Linked DNA regions of Homo sapiens: region 2 is linked to region 1. A link is a contact called in ENCODE Hi-C or POLR2A ChIA-PET data. All regions are on one chromosome and are shown on one strand. The core of a region is the stretch at or near the end of the contact, and the rest is flanking DNA. Distances in the headings are between cores, read along the strand shown.

Evidence for each region. A loop is a pair of places that touch in the nucleus more often than their neighbours do. ChIA-PET counts read pairs that join two places held with the same protein, here RNA polymerase II (POLR2A). Pooled maps may share reads with other maps.
Region 2: a map of mammary epithelial cell shows a loop between it and region 1 (10-fold over the local background). The contact joins two enhancer-like sites. A Hi-C loop is called at or near these places in 1 of 168 maps with a recorded cell type or tissue (mammary epithelial cell) and 2 of 50 pooled maps. POLR2A ChIA-PET finds 5 or more read pairs at or near these places in 1 of 52 experiments (MCF 10A).

Annotation. Positions count from the first base shown.
Region 1 is chr5:8,901,950-8,909,410 of GRCh38, forward strand. No RefSeq gene overlaps it. Among named protein-coding and RNA genes, the nearest start is that of LINC02199, 66 kb to the left of the region's middle. Within about 2 kb of position 4,767, at least 4 of the 41 ENCODE cell types and tissues checked have a DNase peak (open chromatin) inside an H3K27ac peak, as active enhancers do; they include mammary epithelial cell, where a contact is called at or near this core.
Region 2 is chr5:9,043,571-9,051,031 of GRCh38, forward strand. SEMA5A (semaphorin 5A) reads right to left here. Exons shown (of 23, transcript NM_003966.3): 21 at 6,840-6,887; 22 at 803-1,014. Among named protein-coding and RNA genes, the nearest start is that of MIR4636, 6.6 kb to the right of the region's middle. Within about 2 kb of position 3,266, at least 3 of the 41 ENCODE cell types and tissues checked have a DNase peak (open chromatin) inside an H3K27ac peak, as active enhancers do; they include mammary epithelial cell, where a contact is called at or near this core.

The sequences.
Region 1 (7,461 bases), core at 3,517-6,016:
ATGTTGGAGGTGGGAGAATTGTTTTATCTTATTTTACTTAATTTCTTGTTTCATCTACCCTGGATGCCTTTCTGTAAATTATTAGATATTCCCATAACAGACCACTGAATGACACATTATCATGGAATGAGAATTTTTAAAAATACTTTTGTCATTTCGTTACATGTAAGAGAATAAATTACTGGCATCTTATGCGAATGATGAAAAAAAGATGCTCAAAATATATTCCAGAGCAATTTATACTCACACTAATAAATCTATGGAAAAGTAAGACAACGTTGCTTCTAGAAAGAAGCATCTAATATTTTATAATATAATAAATGAACCATTCATTGAAATGAATATTACTCAGATAAAATAAAAGGTGCATAGAGGGCTGGAAGCCATGAAGAAAACAGCCATAAAAACAGATTATGTGGTAAGAGAGGTCAGCTTTTCTTTCTTCCCTCAAGCAATCATTGTATTGAAAGCACCTAGATTTCACCAACAATAAATGTAAATTTCAATTATTAGAGGTTGACAGGGGCCCATCTGGGGAGTCATTAGCAACAAAGTCATTCATTCATTCATTACACTCACACAAGTAATAAAAATGGATATCCCAGCTTGATTCCTGCAGTTATTGTTTTATAATAGAATTGGAAAGACAATATGACAGAGGTAGATAGGCCAGTGAGAAAGACCACTAACCTTGGAATTCAATCACCCATGCTCAAATCTCACTACTGCCAATGGCGTAAATCACTCAAGCAGAGTTTCAGTTTTCTCCTCCCTAAAATAGGTATAATATTTTTTGCCCTACTTCTCCTTAAATGTTGTTTTGGAAGCTAAATAAGACTATGTACTACTTTAAAAGTGTATTAGTCCATTTTCGTGCTGCTGATAAAAACATACCCAAGACTGGGCAATTTACAAAATAAACAGGTTTATTGGACTTACAGTTCCACATGGCTGGGGAGGCCTCATAATCATGGCAGAAGGCAAGGAGGAGCAAGTCACATCTTGCATGGATGGCAGCAGGCAAAGAGAAAGAGCTTGTGCAGAAAATCTCCCGTTTTTAAAACCATCAGATCTCATGAGACTCACTCACCATCAAGAGGACAGTGCAGGAAAGACCCACCCCCATAATTCAATCACCTCCCACCAGGTCCTCACAGGACACACAGGAATTGTGGGAGTTACAATTCAAGATGAAATTTGGGTGGGGACACAGCCAAACCATATCAAAAAAGGAATAGTCATTTCTAAAGTATGGTGCCATTAGTGTTAATTTGATCGTCAGAAGATGAGTGTTGGGAGTGCACTTAACCAATCATGGAACACTGTCGTTTCTAGTGCCGAGCATGGTGTACTGGATTAAGAATAAAATCAGTTACATGTGCATTTTGTCTTGCAACACTTGCTGTGGCAAAAGTTGCTTTTTTCTACTTCACTTAAGTTAAATCTGCTCTGACCCTCGCCTGCCTAGGAATTGGGAAATCCAGTCTCAATCACTATTCCTGTTGTATACTCACTGCTCCCTCCCCGTGCAGGTTGTACAAGATCCTGCTGGTCTGTGCTGCCATAAGCCGGCCTCGGCAATGATCTCAACTAAGTTCACAATGTCCTCTTAGAGCTGCAGACAGAGATGGAGCGTGTGTGCTCCATTAGAATCAAGGGTTTCCCTTCTCTGTGGCAACCATGGGTTTTTATCAAACACCTTTGAGTTCAGCCTCCTGATTTTGTGCATTCGATCACAGTGCACATCAACTCAATGCATCCCAGAACTTTCAGAATCTCCCATCCTTCTCATGCCCTAAGTTCAGAGACAGCCTTCTCTCCTATCCTGAGTCAGTCACTTCTGCTGCCTCAGCTCTAAGCAGCCATCTCAGGTCTAGAAAACTCAGGACAATGGCCTCCAGTGAGCTGGAAGCACAGAAACTATTTCCCCCTCGTAACTCATCCTCAAAGCCTCAGGCCTTCACAACCAGAAAGAGAGCCATTAAATAAAAAGGTAGGAGCCGGAGATGGTGCTGCTTTATTCTTTGATAATGAAGCTCTGGCTCCCGTACCATTTGCACCACCAAAAACAATTAAATAAATAGCACTAGTTAGTTTCTTCTCTCTTTAATAACTCACACAGTCACACGCATATAGAGACAGGCACATGCATATACATGTAATTTATTGCCTACTGAGTACCTATCTATTTCTTAAGTAGTTCCTCCTACCAGTTCTAATTTTATTCAAGTGGTCTTTATATTCAGGTAATTTATCAGAAGCAGGTTCTATCCACACATTCATTATTCACCATTCACTCATTTAGCAACCCTTCTACCACCCTTATTTTGTTCTAGATATTTTTTCAAATATTGATTCAATAACTCACAACCCTTTGTAGGTGTGTCCCCCCAAATAATCTAAACAACAAGATTTAGTCCATTCTCATTGCCAGTGTTGAGATCTGGATGGGAGACCTAGCAGCATCTGGGCCAATGAAATATAAAGAGAAGTTTCCCACTGGCTTCATGGGAAGTTCCCATTGCTCCCCTGGGAGAATGCTCAGGAGCAGCTCTCTGCATCCCCAGGTGTGAGAATGCTTCGAGTCCCGGGTCCTGATAACTCCATACTCAGGGAAACAGCCCTGCTCGGAACTGGACTGTGCCACGGGGACTGAAGAGACAGAGAGTATGGATCCCCTATGGCCCAACTGAGCAAGAGAACCCATCAGCACCAAGGCGAGTGGGGCACTTGTATCTCCAGGGTGTGACCTCAGGGTCACTTCTTTACTCCCTCACTAAGCAGTTAGCAGTAGGTTCTACCTTCAATCTGCTGGAAATACTCCCACTTGTTCGACAAGCCCTCCAAGCTGAGAGAATCAGGTTGTTTCTAATTATGTGGACAATGTACAGTGATAGAGATAAGTGCCTGGTAGAAGTTGACTTTACATAGCAGACCTTGTCCCAAAGAGCAGCTTCCCTTTTAATTATGGGCAGATGTTTCCATAATTTGACTCTTCCTCGGTCTTAACACTTAAGTAGGTAAGAAAAATTATTCCATGGGACATGGTCAATATGCAAATGAATGACAATACTCACACAATCAATTATAATTAAATTTATCATGCTTCCAGCTTTCTCTGATTTATTATGGAAAGATAACTTGTCAGAAGAGTTTGAACTAATTATAGAGTAGAATTTTGGTCTCCAGTTTCTTTCCCTGAGGCATTATTGAAGTCAGCCAGTGGCAGTGATTTAAAATGCATTCCATTTGGAAGCCTGCCAGAGGAACGCCCTACTCTTACAGAAGTAAGAGGCAATGAAACAACTCCGTATTTTCAAAGGCCTCTTTCAAATTGTATATCAGCAAAATTCCTGGAAAATGTGTTTAGAATTCAGCCACCAAATGTGTTGGTTCTTGTCTGGTCACATTTCCAAGGTACTTGTTGAACCAACACACATCTTCCCAAAGTCACAGATGAAGTGTCTCAACTTCCATCAGTGTAAAAAGGCAAAGTGGAGCTCACAATGTATGGCTTGTACCAATTGGCAAGAACTGGGGGCACATTAATTCTCATCTTTCCACCTCAGTTCCCTTTTTTTGTAAAATGGCAATAAACCTCTCTGTTTAAAGATTTATGAAAATTAAATGAGACTGTATTTCTAACACTAAGTACCATGACTGTCTCATAGGAGGTATGCAAGAACTATTTGTGTTCTCCTCTTTTTCTAAAAGTTCAAAAAATAACATTCACCCAGTCTACTATTCAAGTTCCTCCTGAACTGGGCTCCCGTTTACCCTTTAATCTCATCTTGAACTTCTCTCCTAGGTCCTGCCTTTCTCTGTGAAGCCATCTCTATACATCTTCCAATCACTATGCATTACCCCAACAATCCACGCCTCTGTCCTTGCTTCTCTCCCTGCCAGGCAGGCTTCACCCTCCTCTCAGCACTCACGGACCTTGGAAGCCCAGTTTGCAGCCTGCATCTTCACGAAGGCCTCTGCCTGCTACAGACTCCATGGGCTCTGCCTTCATTGTGAAGCGCACTTCTGTTCTGCGCCGTTCTCCCTCAGAGGTTGTTTCCCCCTCACCTGCTGTCCCACAGTGTTATTCAACTTCAGATGCCTGGCTTCCCAGCGGCTGGACACTAGGCTTCTTGAGGGAGGGAGGCACAGTATCATGCCCTATAACACAGTGGCCACAGGAGATTAGTTGCCCCTCTCTACCCACTGAGGTTTTACTCCTCAACTGTGCCCCACTGGGAAAGTGGACAAACTAATTCATCTTCTCTCTCATTACTTTGATAATTGGGCAGAGTATTCTTTATTAAACATGGCATAATTGAATAAGATAATGCCTTTCTTAATTTGAACCTGTCTATTTACAAATTACAAAATTAAATTATATGATCAAAATCAATATAAATGGTTTCAGAACAAGTAGTTTGACTTTGAAACTATTTTCAGAATGAACAAGAGCAACTGGGTCATTCTGCAAGTGTAGCGCCTTTGTGGGTGTATGCAACAGCTCGCCCTGGCACTGTGACAGGCCAGGCTGTGTGGCACTGACGTTAATGGCAAGAGATGGGGATCCAGAACACCTGGGCTCTAACCACGTCCTGCCACTAACTGGTCATGTAACTTCAGCTTCTTAATTAACCTCAACCAAGACCCTCATCTGTAAAATATGATGATAATAGCGCCTACCTCATAGGGTTGTTTTGCGTGGGGATCAAATGAGTGCATACACCTGGAGCGCTTGCAGCAGAGTCTCGCACGTGGAGTTTGCTCATTAACCCCAGAGCTCCGCATTGGGCAATGATGGAATGATGTCTACTAGGGGCAAGGCACGGATGATTCACCACCACAAAGCTCACAAAGAGGGAAACAGGACAGAAAAATCTGGAAACGGGCACTCCCTGGTATAAGCAAAATCCCACAGCTGTCCACCATTGACAGCAAATGGGTTCCCAAAACAATAGAGACTGAAAGTAGTAATTATATTTTAAATATTTTATATGATACAATTTGATTTCTTTCAATTTATATTTTTATTAGTGACACGATTCCTCTAGTGAACTACAAAACTTGTAACTATTAAACTTAAAGAGCAAACTGCCTAATCTTAATTTCAGTCAGATTATCTCATCTATACATCATGCTTTAGTAGAAAATATGTTAACCTGGACTCTAAATTCAGCATGAAAAGTTACGGCCACATTTTCCTCCCAAAACCTCAGTGTCTTTATTTAAAGCAACACAAACCGAACACCTACCTTCACTACTTAATGAATTTTTTGAGAGTTTGAATTGAAATAATTTATGGGAAAGATGTGAGTCACCTTAAACCACTGTAGAGGCACAAAGGCCTATTAGGAAGCTGAATTTACAACATAGAGTTTAAATTAAAAATTTCTGAGTCACAGGTATTCAATGTGTCATCTGTTCAAAGTTTACATAAAGCAAGAGGTTATTATTTTAGTCTGGTTATGATGTTAGCTTTTTGGAATTCACATTTAAATCAAACTGGACAGTAGGATGGAATCTGGACTTTTTTTTTCAAATCTCCTTCAATTATTAATAGATCGATATTGCTATGTGTGTTTGTGTGTAAGAATAAAACACATAGTCATATACGTTAATGTCAGCACTTCCTGGAAAAACCACGGCTTAAAAGCACGTACTTCTGCTGGAAAACATAGATTCAACAATTGTTTAACAGACTATAAGAAAGCACTTGATATCAGATTATTTACTCCTCCTACTACTCCGGGCGACCTGTAGCCACTTGGCTTTCCCTGCATGGGGTACCGTGGTGACAGGAGTGCCATGGCTGTGGGTTTCTCTCCCATTTACCTGCCATGACCAGGGGACATGAGAAAGGAGTTGGGGAGACCCCACAGCAAAGCAGCACTGTTCCTCTCTGTAACTCATTGCTCTCTCCTCAGTAGAGAAGTCGCTGGGGAGGTGAAGAATTCTTTAACCTCTATTTCCTCATCTATGGAATGAGGATGATGGGACCAGCCATCACAGAACAGAAGTAAGAATTAAATGATAATTCAGGGAAAAAGTTGTTGGAATCCTTCATCTCTGTGTTCTCTTCCCTCGGTGCCTCCCTGGACACAGGTCCCGTGACTACAGGTAGTGGAAGTATGCAGGATGCCCTGTGCTAGGTCTGGAAACGTCAAAAGGAGCATCTCCATGGAAAAGCTTGCAGTTTTATTTCTTTGTTTTCTGTGAGCGCTTTTTAGAGCTCCAGACTTCTTAGCGCCTCCTTAGGGTTGGCACAAGAGTGAGGGAGACATAGGAGCAGTTCAGCTTCTCTCCACCGGGGGCAGCAGAGAGTCCACCCCAACAACTCTAAAGTGGAGATATTTTTCCTCTGTAAGAAAGAAATTGAGAAGGATAGGTGACTTTCCCAGTGTCACAGAGAGAGTGCACATGACTCATGGTTGGCTGGGTTTAGACTGGATCTTTTGGAACATCCTGCATGTCTTTGGCAAAAAGGAGACCAGCCCACCTCCAGGCACCTGGTCACCTGGGCATGAGATGAAAGAGGGGATATGGGTTTGTCACTCCTTGGAGCCACAAAGCTTGTGCTTGAGGAGAGTATCTCCTTAGTTGGAACATACAAAGGGGCCTGTCCTTCTTCCTATCCAGAGCTTTAGCACTCTTCTCTCCAGTGACGTGGAACCACCGGAGGCATCTGAACCAGCTAAGGGATGCCCAACTTCTGTAGCTCAGAATGACTTGACAGGTGGCCCACTGGAGTGGAAGTTTGATGAACTGACCTCTCAGCAAAGCCATTCACCTGGTAAAATACTATATTCTCCATCATATAGCATGCCTTCGTCTTTGCCAAAACATTTCTTGTTCAGTACTAGTGCATGACTCTACTGCAGGGATTCTGTTTCATTGTTGAAAAGGAACAAAAGAAATATTCATGTAGTGAATTTGAAACTACAGAAAACTGGACTATTTAATGGTATTTACTTCAACATTTATCATAAAACAACTAAATCTATTCTGAATGTCATAAGAGGATGTTGTCCTGGAAAAATTTACTTTCTAGTTTATCTTATTTATGACAAGGATTTGTTGGCAGCAATGAAAGTCTTTCAAAACAAGAGTATAATGATTTGTAACTCAGCCGAGTTCAGAAGTCCTGGTTTAGTAAGATGCAATTAAAGTATAGATCCTCATTAGATGGTATTCCTCAAAATGGTTTACAAATCCAAATGGACAAGCAATTGTTTCATCCATGTATTGTTATTATTAAATATTTATGATTGAATTTTTGATTTAAATGTATCTCAGTTGCATGCATTGAGGAACACTTTTCATAACTGGGAAAAACAAATACTACACAATTTGGATATTATGATGTGAATGTTTTAATAGATTTTCAGAATACTGTGATTTCTCAGAGGTGATATTTATAGCTTAATATAAATTCTGAACACAATATGTCAGATGTGTGAC
Region 2 (7,461 bases), core at 2,016-4,515, 140 kb after region 1:
GTTTCAAAGAGCTTCAACTGAGCCAGGTAGAACATATATATTGAGAGGATTAAAATGAAGATGAAGGAGGGTGCCCAATGGCCATCTGTCCAGGGTTAGTCTGGGCAAAGTATCAGACAAATGTTCTAGAAGGATTCGTTAAAGACTGGACAGCTGTCCGTACCTTCAACGTCCTTTATCTTCATGAGAGAAACATTTCTGATTATCTTAAAAGTGGCTGCTGAATCTTCAGTGGGAACACAGGACTGGGTAAATTACCTTCTGATGCCCATAGTAACAGTGATCAGAGACAAGCTGATGTGTTGGAATCATGCTCAGAGGAGCCCCTTTCTTGAGATCCAAATGTTTGTTTTGAAAGCTGTTGTTCATGGAAGGAGCTCGTGTTCCTCTTTGGGCTTCCTCCCTACTCTAGGAGCTAGTTTCTGAGAGGCCAGGAGGGGCGTGTTATTAATTCCTGGTGCTTCATTCCCCAGATCTACCATCTGAGTGAGGGGAGATGCTCATGGCTTGTGGATCTTGGTTTAAGCAGGGTCCAAGGGGAAAAGTCAATTGGTGTGTCTCCATACAGGTGGTGGAGAATAGAGGCCACATGGCTAAGAGACAAGTATGGACATTGTGGCTCCTGGGACATAAGTTCTCCCAGCCACCTGAAGTCGTAAGGACTAAAGATGTTTCTTATTCTCACATAGGGAGAAAATTCAGTTTCAAAGGAAACCACCACAGCAGAGAAAGGGCATCAAAATACTCCCTACAAGTGTTAAGGAAAACCAGGCACTTAGCAGAAATATTAAAATTCACTTACCTTGATGGCCTCCACCGAGTCGTACTTGTCCAGTTTGTTGATGTGGTTGGTTATGCTGGTATTAAGGGGGGCAGGTGAGACGGGGTGGATGACAGTCGCATCGTGGGATTGCTGCTGGTACCGCTGGCAGTAAGTATAGACGAGCAGGGTGAGGAGGCAGCCGAGGATGGAGCTGCTCAGCCCCACGGCGATCATGTGGAACATGTTGAACTCTAGGGAGACATGAGCAAAGTGATGCCACACTTGAAAAGAACATCCTGCCTAGCTACTCAAAGCACTAGGATGAAAAGAGAAAGTCAAAATGAAAAGCTTCATCCCCATTCCAAAATTAAGGAAATTATCATTCTTAAGAGTCTTTCATTGGAAATGTCATGGCCATCAAGAAACTTCTACACAGGGAGCACAGGATTATTATTATTATTATTATTTGAAATGGAGTTTTACTCTTGTTGCCCAGGCTGGAGTGCAATGGCATGATCTCAGCTCAACACAACCTCTACCTCCTGGGTTCAAGCGATTCTCCTGCCTCAGCCTCCCGAGTAGCTTGGATTACAGACATGTGCCACCATGCCTGGCTAATTTTGTATTTTTTAGTAGAGATGGGGTTTCTCCATGTTGGTCAGGCTAGTCTCAAACTCCCAACCTCAGATGATCTGCCAGCCTCAGCCTCTCAAAGTGCTGGGATTACAGGTGTGAGCCACTGTGCCTGGCAGAGCACAGGATATTTTAAGTTCATTCTCTTATGAATGATAGTCTTTTGGAGTGACCTTAAACTTTAATACTCTACCAGAAGCATGTTTTTATTATTATTTAAAGGTTTGCACAACAGTGTTCTGCTTCAAGTGCAGCCTAATCCATGGTGTACAGGGTTTCTGCAGAAAAGTTTATTCATGCACCTCAATGGGTTGAGCCTCCCTGTGCAGCAGGGCTGTGTCCTGAAAACAAGGGAGAAGCAGCTACTTTTCTAATCTACTGCTCGCCTGCAAGCCAGACTGCTTTTAGCTCTCTCTCCATTTCATCCTATTTAAAATGTTTTCTATTCACATAAACACATACACTTTTCATTATATTTTTTGAGTATGAATATGCACACATTAGAAAGTACAAAAGGGTCTACAGGAAAAATAAATCCTTTCCTAGAGGTAACTATTATACCTAGAGGTAACTATTATAAGCACTTTCTCCCGTGCCCTTCCGGAGATACTCAGCACACATGTGTGCTGGTGTGGTGTAAATACTATCCTGCGTACCACTTTTCTCACTTATGTTGTATTTTGAAGGTCTTGTCAAGAAAATGGTTTACTAAAAAGAAATAAGGGATTTGTGTTAAATGAACAAAATATGATATTTTAAATGGTCATGAAATGACCTTCTTTTCCCCTAATGTTTTCCTATTTAATGGCATCTCTTCTGTCTCATTATTTTCCTGCAGTTATGAATACAAAGCATTCAGAAAATTTGCCAGCATGGACTTATATCTCTAAAATAGGATTGGCTCAAGTGATTTCAAGGCACCATACCAAGACCTGTGTTATGTCGGAGCAAACAAAAGACAACAGATATTCCTTGTGTATGTTGGTGAAATACTACTATTAAAGTTTCAAGCTTTTCCACAAATGAAGGCAGCATCTCGTCAGTGCCACATCACTGGGCTTCAGGAGAATTGGGTAAAGTAAAACAGGGCCTTATCTTCCTCTGTGTTGTTATCTTCCTCTGTGTTGTTAGAACCAAGTGGCTGCTGCCCATGGGGTACTGGCCTCATGTGCCACCTGCTCAGAGCACATCCTGAGGACACCAGCTTTCCCCAGAGTGTCTCCTCCACACACCACCAGGGTGAGGGGCAGTGTCACTAATACCTTTCCCTGACCTGTCAACCCTGCACCCAGTGAGACGATTGGAGGTATGTGCTGAGCATCACTGTGATGCTGGCAAGTCTACCTGGCTGCAGAGCAAGGCCTTTCAGGCTCTGGAGATAATGAGAAGAGCCTGGGTGCATCGTAACCACCCCAGTCTGTCTCCTCCCCAGGGATTTTCTGAGCTGTCTTCCCTGTGCTCATGATCCTCCCTACCTGGAAGGGATTCCACCCTGCCAATGCGGACCCACGGGGCTCTAATACTTGGTGTCAAAGGGAGGGTCACTGTTCAGTGAGTGCCCACCTGGCCTAGGTCTACGGGGCTCTGTTTGAGTCCTTCCTGAACCTCATGCAACCCTCCAGTGGCTGATAGGCCCCAGGGAAGCTGAACCTACAGTCAGGAGATGCCATCAAGGCCTCACCTGTGATACATGGCAGAGGTCGGATATCTCTCTTTGTCCCTAAACCCTGAACTTTTCCCTCTAAGCTGTGCTCCTTGGCTGCTCCAGACAATGTGTTCCAGGAACCCAGGACTTTGGAGCTGGATCTGCCCCTTCGGGTGCATGGACACTGTGAAGGGAGGCTGCTTTCTCTCTGACTCACTGTCAGGCAAAACTCACAACACATTCCTGACCACTGAAGTGCCAGTGGATAATGCAGTTCCCAGCACAGTCCTGATCACTCACTCACTCACTCACAACCACCTCAACTTTTCACTTCCAGCTTAGTTGGTCAATGGTTTCAGCATCTTTGGCCTTTCTTGACTCTGTCTTGAAGCCTCTAGGGCTGGAGAACTGCCAACCTGGGACAGACAGATAAAGTATCCAGGGGACATTTCACCAGCAGCCACTGGGACTTTAACTGTAACAATGACGCTATACTTAGATAAGCAAGAGCTGATTTCACACAAGTTCTTACTTCTTCTCTCTCTGACAGAGCTGTTAGCACTCTCAGGGTCAATGCCTTCTTCTGAAGGAAATACTTCCTGCTGCACCGGTAACTCATGTTTCATTATAACATAGGGAAGATGCATGATAGTCTCCATATGCAGATACTGTGTCATTAGTCAAATGAATCATTCCAGCAGGTGCCTGGGAAAGGCTGGGGCCAGCTGACATCTTTATGATGATTATATAGTCTTTGTGTCTCATGCAACTAAAAATAGCTCTCTAAGACAAAAAATTTGAATTGAAGCACATTTTTCTGCATGGGGAAAGTAGTGCCCATTAAATTTCTTCTGATTTTCTGCATGGGGAAAGCAGTGCCCATTAAATTTGTTCTGAATGTGCTTACTATAGTTCTTTCCTTTGAATATGATTTTCTGCTGTTGATTTTGATCAGTAAAGATGGAATACAGACCAACTACCCTGTTGGTTCAATTGGCTAATAATTTCCTGTACAATGATTGATTTTCAACAAAATGAAAAAATAAACAAGTGAAGATGCCTATGTTGTCAAAAACATCCTTGCTAGGTAACTGTTTTCAACCATTAGCCCTACAATAAGATTCATCTAAACTGCCTATGCCATTGTGCCAGTGCCAGCAGCCTGAAGATCTAAAAAAAAAATTCCATTCTGAATATCTCAGAATAGTTCAACTTCCTCTGATTTAACCAATAGCATCTCAGCTGGTTCAGACACACAGGAGTAGTATTTTAGGGTGGTGATGGGCTTTGCACCAGGTTCTCCTGGGTTCTCAAGGCCCTTGAAGGTCTTCCACAGGGTAACTGTGAGGCTCAGCAGGAGGAAAGTGAACTGCACACGTCTGGCAGCAGGCACAAATACCTAGCCAGCTCTGCTGAGGCATCAGCTGTTTGAGCCTCAGGCTCTGCATGGCCTCCCTGAGAATGGGAACACTTATAAACTCTGCTCCACTCTTGACCTACACTGTCCTGGACCCAGGCAGCAGACAGTCCTGGACCCTGGGTGTTGTCCAAGTGTGTTACCTAACCAGGGCTACTGTGGCTCGAGCCTCCCGAACACAATGCTTTTGGATAATTTTATTGTCAGGGCTCGTTTCCTACGGTGCTTTGGGTTCAAAACTCACACTGGATCCCACTGGCTGAATTCCATGTGTGCACTTGGGCCAGTGACATCATCCCTCTAAGTCTCATGGTCTCCATTTATAAAATGCAGATTAAATACATAAGCACTGTTCCTTTTCTATAATTCCCAAGTGCAAAATCTCTGAAAAGTAATGCTTCATCAGTCATCTGGCATTAAAATGTCACTGACCTGAACCATTTTCTGTAGACCTGACCAGAACTTCTAGGAAGACCCTTAGCATCTTCACTTTTTTCAACATCTCACAGCAGCACTGTTAAGGAGATTGGTTGTAGAACAACCCCAGGCCCTGTGCAGGTGTCACGTAATATAGAGTAAAGGCCCCACATACCCTTCTAACAAACATCTAAAAGCTGCTGAGTTCCAAAACCCTTCTCTATTTCCAGAGGTGTTACATGAAGAACTGTAGACCCTTGGTGCCTACATCAATGCTCCTTGTGAGGACCAAATGGGCTTTGCACCATATTCTTGTCTATAACATGTAAAACAGTGTATAGCACACAATTAGTGATCTAAAAACATTAGAGGGTACTAATTGGTATGATCATTTTTATGTGAACTGTTTGCATATTCATCTTGTAGTTGGATCCCATGTTAGCAACTGTTAGTTAGTGAACTCACTCCACTGACTTAGCTCAGACACCTAACATTGCCCTTCTGAGGCACTGGGGTCTCTGATGATATGATTGCTTGTCAGAGGGGCTGGGACTGCGTGGGTGCCCATCCTAAGCTCAATGGCCTTCACAAAACTGACACAGAGCAGGTGTTCAGCAAGGATTACTGAATGAATGACTGAATGAATGAATGAACTAACAGACTGCTGACTGAGCAGACAGAATGTCACAGATAGTGAGCTCTTCTATTATTTATTTATTTATTTATTTATTTTTGATGCAGAGTCTCATTCTGTCGCCCAGGCTGGAATGCAGTGGCACGATCTCAGCTCACTGCAACCTCCACCTCCCAGGTTCAAGAGAGTCTCCTGCCTCAGCCTCTCCACTAGCTGGGACTACAGGTGTGTGCCATCATGCCAGCTAATTTTTACATTTTTTGGTACAGATGGCATTTCGTCATGTTGGAAAGGCTCATCTCGAACTCCTCCTGACCTCACGTGATCTGCCTGCCTCGGCCTCCCAAAGTGCTGGGATTACAGGCGTGAGCCACTATGCCCAGCCAGTAAGCTCCTAATCAAGGTAGTTAATAATGGTAGTTAGGAATGATAAGTACATTCCTGAAACATGCCTATGAAGCTTCAGGTTCCATGTGAACATGTCAGAGGCAATGCCTGTTGGGCTGGGCTCTCTGAGACACCCTGTGGAACGGATTAGGGGAGCAAATGGGAATCTATCATCATCAGTCACACATGTGGAAGTTAAGGTCTCAATGTAGACATTGGCTCGGATTCTGAAAGGCGGACATGGGCTGTTCCTTGGTGGCTGGACAGCCAACCTCTCCATCCAGGCATGTTCACAACACAGACAAGTACTTTATGGGTATATGTAAGGCACAGACTGTAAAGTCCAAATTTATCATGTACTTGAACCAGATAATGTTGTCTTTGACATTCAGGGTGGCAGGAGGTTTGAAAAATTCCTCTAGCACTATAGGTATAACCTTATGCCTCATTACAATTTAGTCATTTCAGTGGGTTGGAGATTGGAAGCTAGCTGCCATGGATTTGTATTATAAATATAAACAAATTGTTTGAATTCTACTTTACTCATGAAATTAACTATAGTGAATACCGAGACCACTGGTTCATAAAGCTTAGAACCCATAAGAATCACCTGCAAGGCTAATTGAACCACCAACTGCTGGGACCTTCCCATGAGGTCCTGATTCTGTGGATCAAGGTGGGGCCTGAGGATCTGCATTCCCATCAAGTTCCCAGGCCATGCCCTGGACGTGGGTCTACGCACCCCATTTTGAGAACCACCGATCGGTACATCAAATATTGACTATTAAGCCTTTATGCCAAGGTAGAATGCCTGGGATCCATGACTTTCTCCGGTTTTTCATTCTTGGCCAAGAGGCAGAAAAATTATAGAAAACATGCAGGAAGGGAAATGATTAGAATATATCAGTACATCCATTACAACTACTTAAAAGGAATAACGTACCTCCACACCTTTTCTCTTCTACGCTACTGGATCTTGCCACAGATACTTCTGGAAAAAGAAAAGTCGAATCACAATGTGTAAAAGGTGTTCAGAAGACAGTCCACATTCATGCTTCATGTATGTTTGTCTAATGATTCTGAATGTTATGTGACACAAAGTTTCAAAAGCTTGATTAATTATCAGAAAAATTCTACTTGTTTCTTTGCTTGTTTTAACCAACCTGATATGGATTTGGCCAAATCACCTTGACTGGGGAGAGATAAGATTCATTTATCACAGAAAGATAATGCTATGGTCTCTCAGGCTGAAAGCAGGGAATGTGCTCATTTTCCATTACAAGGTGTCTTGCCGGGGGGATCCCCCCACTCTGCCCAACACACAGAGTACTCCTGTGGTATTCCTGCTTCTGAGACTTGTTCCATCAAAGCCAGTGTTGTCACCTTCCCGGCAGAGGGAGGGCCCATTCACCAGAGCTCAAGGACATCTCCAGAACAAGTGAAGTCCCTCTTCAGGAGGCCACTGATGCTCTTGGCATGCCACACATGAAACCCACAGTAGGATGCAGAGAGAGGCCACATCTCATACATGTTTTAACTCCTGAGGATAAAATATCACTCGGTAG